2 separate regions of the Homo sapiens genome follow, and region 2 is linked to region 1. A link is a loop called in an ENCODE intact Hi-C map of the cell type or tissue named here. Cell type or tissue: ascending aorta. All regions are shown on one strand. Each heading gives the region's core, and the rest is flanking DNA. Links, peaks and the distances in the headings are about the cores only. Region 1 has its middle 89 kb from the start of LINC02998. Region 2 has its middle 23 kb from the start of LINC02998.

Region 1 (2,924 bases), core at 101-2,600:
TATGGTTGATGGCCCTTGCTCTCTAAGACTACAATGGCTGAGCAAGGAAAGCAAAACAGGATGTCATTCAGGAAGCTTAGTTATTGTTAGATAGTTAACTCAACTTCATAAACAATTTATAAAGTGCCTTTTCAGAGGGCTATCCTGCGAAGGCCTAATGCTAAAACCTTTAGCAAAGGCTCAAACAAACGAGATGAGAGAAGATTCTGGGCTGGAAGAACCACGTGAGTCAATTTCAGACCTGCCATCCTGTAAGGTTAGAGATGTTCCCCAAATCATTGCAAAGTAAAGGGATATGTACTCCAACTCTGTGCTCCTCTAAATGTGGTCCACGGGCCTTCCAGTCTGTGAACCAATAAGAACCGAAAGCAACAGGAAGTGTTTAGAAATTTGTATAGCAAGTTGATGTTGCTGTAACATTTTTATTGTATTTTATAAAATTATTTGTCCATGGTGAATTAGGTAACACTGATCCTTTACCACAGAGCATTTGAACGTTCCCAAGCCTCTCTGGCTCTAACTTGAGTGTCCCCAAGTCTCTCTGGCCTTTGGTTACTAATGAGGTCACAGCACACAAAGCCATGTGTCACTGGTTCTTCCCCCCATGGCATTCACATGTGCCCTTCCCTCCCCACAATGTCCATGCATTTGTCAGGGTCCCCAGGAGATGTCTCACGTTTGTTCAAGAGCCACCGTCTGCCCCTAGATATCAGCAGATGGGCACTCCATTGAGCACCTACAGCTGCCATCAGGCCAGGACCCCTCTACCCATCCTCCAAGGGGAGAGTGCTATCTCCTGTGTTCTCGGCACTACACAGTTTGCTTTCCCTTTCATGTACTGGGAGCTGAGCCTGGGGCCACATAGCCAGGCATTGCCTTCTTTCTCTAGGGATCAGACACCTAGGCCTGGGCTGGGGGTAATAAGCCTGTTTCATCTGGGGCCCTAGTAGCAAATTATGTCCACAGATAGATGCCTCAGGGATCACTAGAATCTTATAGCCCAGTTTCAAGTTAGAGCTAGCCAGTGCCCCCTATTACAACCAAGTTATAACCAAGTGTTTTCCAGAGAGTTTTCAGGGATCTATACAGATTATTTTGTTAACTGGCAGCTTTTCTGTGCTTTATACTCATATACATGTTTTAATCTTCACTTAGGTTCTGTGAAGCCCCTTTCATCTCATGACCTGAAAGCTGTGACCAATGATGTGGACAGTGCGGGAAACAGAACTATAACTTTTCCAGTGGTAAGTTCCCCTAGACTCAGGAGGTTGGTGAGACTGAACTCTGACAGCAGCACAGAGGAAGTTTCTGTTTTTACCCAATATCTGGTGAGTCCTGACGTCTGTGCTGCTGAGCCGGGCTGAGCATCTCTGCGAGGCGGGCCTCTCATTTGTCTGCATCCTGTTAAACCAAGCAGGTGTGACCCTTTGCCCAGGCAATTACTCATTTCAGCTGTGCAGGTTTTAAAACTGGACAATCTGTAGGGAGCATACAAGACATAATGGTTAGAAAACACCGAGAAAATTTAAACTGTGTATTTAATAAATAAAAAGGGATCCCTTTATCACTGAAGAGTGACTTAAAATCCAAAGCATAGTTGCAGGAATAAGTCCTGCAGGATATAAGTGTTTGCGTTTATATTTAATATGTAATATCATATACATTATTTAATATATTATAAGTGTGTCTTTATAAATATGTGTGTGTATAATCTGTACTTGAAGCCATTTGTTTTAAACTTCACTGGTGCTTACCACTACTACCACCACATACTTTCTTATTTAACTGGCTAAGCCTTCAAACTTTTTTTTTTTTTGCATTCTAGCCAGGAATCTGACTGACCAGACATGTTTACTTACATGTGATTTTATTTTCTAAAAATCTATGTTTCCAAATAGTCTTCTTGAATACAACTCTTTCACTTGTTTGCCATTCAACTTTCTTTTTCCATTCTGAAACAGTATATACATGCATCTGAGAGCTGATTTGGCTATAGCTTTACACAACTAAGGAATAAAAAAATCCAAAGTTAAGCTTAGAGGAAATAGCAAGTGTAAACCATATGTCTGCCATTAACCTTTGAGCCATTTCTCTCCAGTATGATGTGGCAAAGTTGAATGTGGCTTTTGCTTTGCAATTGCCTTTGTCTGGGATGCATTTAAGAGAACTGGTCATGACTAGTTAAAGCTCTGAATGTGATGCCGAAAAGGGAGGTATGAATTCTCTAGCTCACAGATGCACCCAGAAGAGGAAAAAAAGGATTAGAATTAAAACTCCATTGTTCGGGGGAGCTGAAATGTTCCCAAGGACATCAAAACATGTCCAGGGTCAGTTTGCATTTAGAATACTGACAAAATTTCTATATACAGTCATATAAAGATTTCTTTATACAGTCATATAAAGAAGCTTTGGCTGTAGCCCTAGTTTTTTTTTAATTGAATACAATCATTGCAAGCATTATTTTCAAATACTTTTGCAAATATATGATATTTTAGATCAATATGATCCAAACAGTGGACACAGTAGCCAGGATCCTCTAGATTATGCTGCAGTGACAAACAAATCTCAGCAGCCTACAATAACAAAAATGTATCTCGCTTATGTCATCCATTCGTGTGGGCTGGCTACGGGTCTGCTCTACATGTCATCCTTATTCCAGCATCTGAGTTGAAGGAGCAGCCCTTCTCTTGGGCATTGCTGTCCTTGCAGCAGGGGGGAAAAAGTGATGGTGGAACCAGAGCAGGCGACGTGTTATATTAAGGTTCAGGGCCACACAGGGGTGTCTAGGATGAAAGGCTCTTGATTGCTGGTCCATATGGAGATGGGAGAAGGCTTCTGTCTAGAAGCACAACCTGGGAAGTCCGATGAGTGAAGGGTGGAGAGAGAGTTTTGCTCTCCTTCCTGAATAGACTGAGCGTCTGGCT
Region 2 (2,924 bases), core at 132-2,631, 66 kb after region 1:
ACACTTCTTGAGTCTTCGAAGTGTTTAGCTCACATTTTCTGTGGTGCATGTGTCTTAAAGGCCTCCAATCAACTAGCAACTTTGTGTTCATCTGATCTGATTAACATGATGTCATCAAAAGAGTAGAACAATGTGAGCTTCTGTGGGATGTCCAGGTCTCTTCAGACTATATTTTAACAGAGAATAGAAGAGTTCATATAGACCTTGGGCAAAACAATGAACAGATACCATTGCACATTTCAAATGAATGTAAAACATCTAATCTTCTTTCCTGGTAGAAATAGAAAAGAATGCATCTGCCAGCTTCATGGCCCCACAACATGAGACTGAGGCCATGTTAATCTGCTCTCACTGTCACAGCAGCTGCAAGTGGGGCTACCCCTTGGCTGAGTTTACAACAATCCACTATCGATATTCTCCTGTGTCTGTCTGGTTTCTGCAAGGTGCAGATCAGTGTATTAAATGGAGATATGATGACCACCACCTCTTCCAGGATGAATATAAAGGTGACTGGGGGAGACTGTACTGATTTGGGAAGTCTCTTCGATAATACAGGACTAAGTAGCCTGGAGAGGGCCCCAGGAGATCGTGTAAGCTAGGATGGTAGAGGAAATAGTCTAGCCAAATGAGGTGCAAAGACCAGAAATTGTCATAGCACACAGTGGAAGGGAAATTAAAACATCTAGAGAAAGCAGCATGGTAGAGTAGCTATGCTATGTAAAGCTGGAAAGCCCAATTATATTATAACTTAACCCTATTTATTGGTGTAGTAGCAAGGAGGAGAGTAGCACAGATTCTGAGGCAAGGAGGGTGTATGTTGTCTTATGGGAGAAGGACCTCTGCATCTTCTTCAAGTAAGGTTGGCATGTTATCCCTTAGTAGGGAGGGATGGGCCACTTTTGCAGGCTCAGAAGGTTAAGAGAAATCTGGGAAGTAAATATTTTGGGGGGAATCAATCTAGGTTTCCCTGTCTCATGTGTCCAAGTCCCATTCTTTCCCAACCAGGGCCAGAACCTTGGAATAGTCCACTGCCATAGTTGGGAGTTTAACCTTCCCTTGAACTCAAATACTATGTCAAATAATTCTTGGGTCTACTTCTCAGCTTCCTCAGCCCTCCCGTTGTAGGAGATGATACCTCTGTGTATGCTACCAAGAAAAGTCTCTCTGGCCTTCACTCCTAGCTTATAATTGCCAGTTAATCACTCTGAGCTTCTTATCTTTTTCCAGATCATCAGTTGAACTTACTGAGAGTCAGCTCCATTGTCCTTATAGTTTCCCTCATACTTCTCAAACACCTGATATGTTGCACCACCTAATGAATTCCCTTCCACCACTGTATCAATCATTGGTTGAAAATTTGAACAATTGCATTGCTACCTAGTGCCAGGGCTTTCTGTTGCTGACCTACCGCTAGCAATGAGGTCCTCTTTGCCAGGTGTGTTTGTTAGATGATTTGGTTCCAAAATCCCATCTCAGTGTTTGCTTTCTCAAACCACTCCTGGTACCAACTGTCACAATTTGGGCTCCCTAGGAAGCATACTCTGGAATGGAAATTGCTGTGCAGAAAATGTCTTAGGGAATGCACCTTGAGATCAACATTTGTGAAAAGAATGGAAATAAGATTGGGTAGAGGAAGAAGTTAGCTGTGATATACTCTGAATGGAGGACTTAGCTAATTCTAAAACTGGAATGACTTTTCAGAGTTGTTCTGAATTGAGGGAAAGGGGCTGGCCTTTATAACTTTAAGCTGATCAGTCACTGATTATGGACTATCTGATGAAGGAGGTGTAACCTTGGACAAGGCTGCTGTAATCAGTTACAGCAGTGTAACTTATTGCAGGAGGCTGACCCTGGGGCATTGCCTGCAGCGCTCCCAGTGGCTGGGAGAGTAAGTCCTGTATTCCTGAAGACTAAGTGATACATGACAATGTCTATCATGCAATCTTAAAACCTTATTACAAATCAGAGCACTTTAACCCACCTTGAGAAAACAGCCTATTTCAAGCTAAAAATGATTATGCAAGTCATCAACAAAAGTATTGAATAAGACAAAGATCTCTCTGTTCCTACTCCCACCTATCCCTTGTCTAGTACTATTACTCAGTGCATTTTTGTTGACTAGCAAATAAAGTACTTTAAGGAAATGCCCAAATTCTAGCCCTAACGTTACAGATGGAGGAGCTTTCAATGAAGAAAAAAATGCCTCCTTCTGCTCTTTGATTAATTGGAATAGCCTTTGAATGCCTACTCTATGTTAGAAATTGTTTTATTTATTATTACTTTATGTATTGAAACTATGGCAAATGGAATTTATTATTTCTATCTTAAATATACTAAAATATATTGAAATGTACCAAGTAATGGGTTGTGTTTATGTTTCAGTTAATTATAACATGTGATTTTATTTATGTAGATGCTAACTTAATATTTCAGGTTGTTGCTACCTGAATAGAATGACACTAAATTATGTAATTTTTAAAAGTCTAGAAAAATGATGATGATACACATTTACCTAGAAAGTGTGTGAATGCCTAGCCACAATGTCCATCCCTTGGAGTTTTCCAATTCTGTAAAAGGAATGCATTACTTCTTGTCCCAGGGATATGTGGGGCTGGAAGCTAACATCCTTTTCCCAGAGGCTTAACTTATGTGCAAAAGTGACTTTCGTCAGACCTGCTATACAGAAGGGTCCAAAAGTGGACCAAAAATCTGTATGGAGCCATCTGAGCTCTACCATGTATTTGCTGTGGGATCATGGCCATATTACTTGAACTCGGGGCCTTTGTTTATTCATCTATGAAATGGAGACAGAAATACTACCTCTTAGGGGTTTTTATGGGGACTGAATGGGAAAACTGTATGCAAAGCATGCAATAATTGGCAGATATTTTTATTGCTCTTTCTATTATTAGCTGGCATTACTA

The links. Peaks named below come from ENCODE experiments on the same cell type or tissue, not always from the same donor. Only the 100,000 strongest peaks of a DNase experiment are listed, where the experiment ranks them.
Region 2: a loop joins it to region 1, with 2.4 times the contacts of the local background. A loop is called at or near these places in 9 of 110 quality-filtered maps.

The regions. Positions count from the first base shown.
Region 1 is chr5:54,831,443-54,834,366 of GRCh38, reverse strand. It overlaps the pseudogene CSPG4BP. Among named protein-coding and RNA genes, the nearest start is that of LINC02998, 89 kb to the right of the region's middle. In ascending aorta, for the core only: no CTCF peak of the experiment used is centred there; a DNase peak (open chromatin) is centred at 1,348.
Region 2 is chr5:54,765,897-54,768,820 of GRCh38, reverse strand. No RefSeq gene overlaps it. Among named protein-coding and RNA genes, the nearest start is that of LINC02998, 23 kb to the right of the region's middle. In ascending aorta, for the core only: no CTCF peak of the experiment used is centred there; no DNase peak of the experiment used is centred there.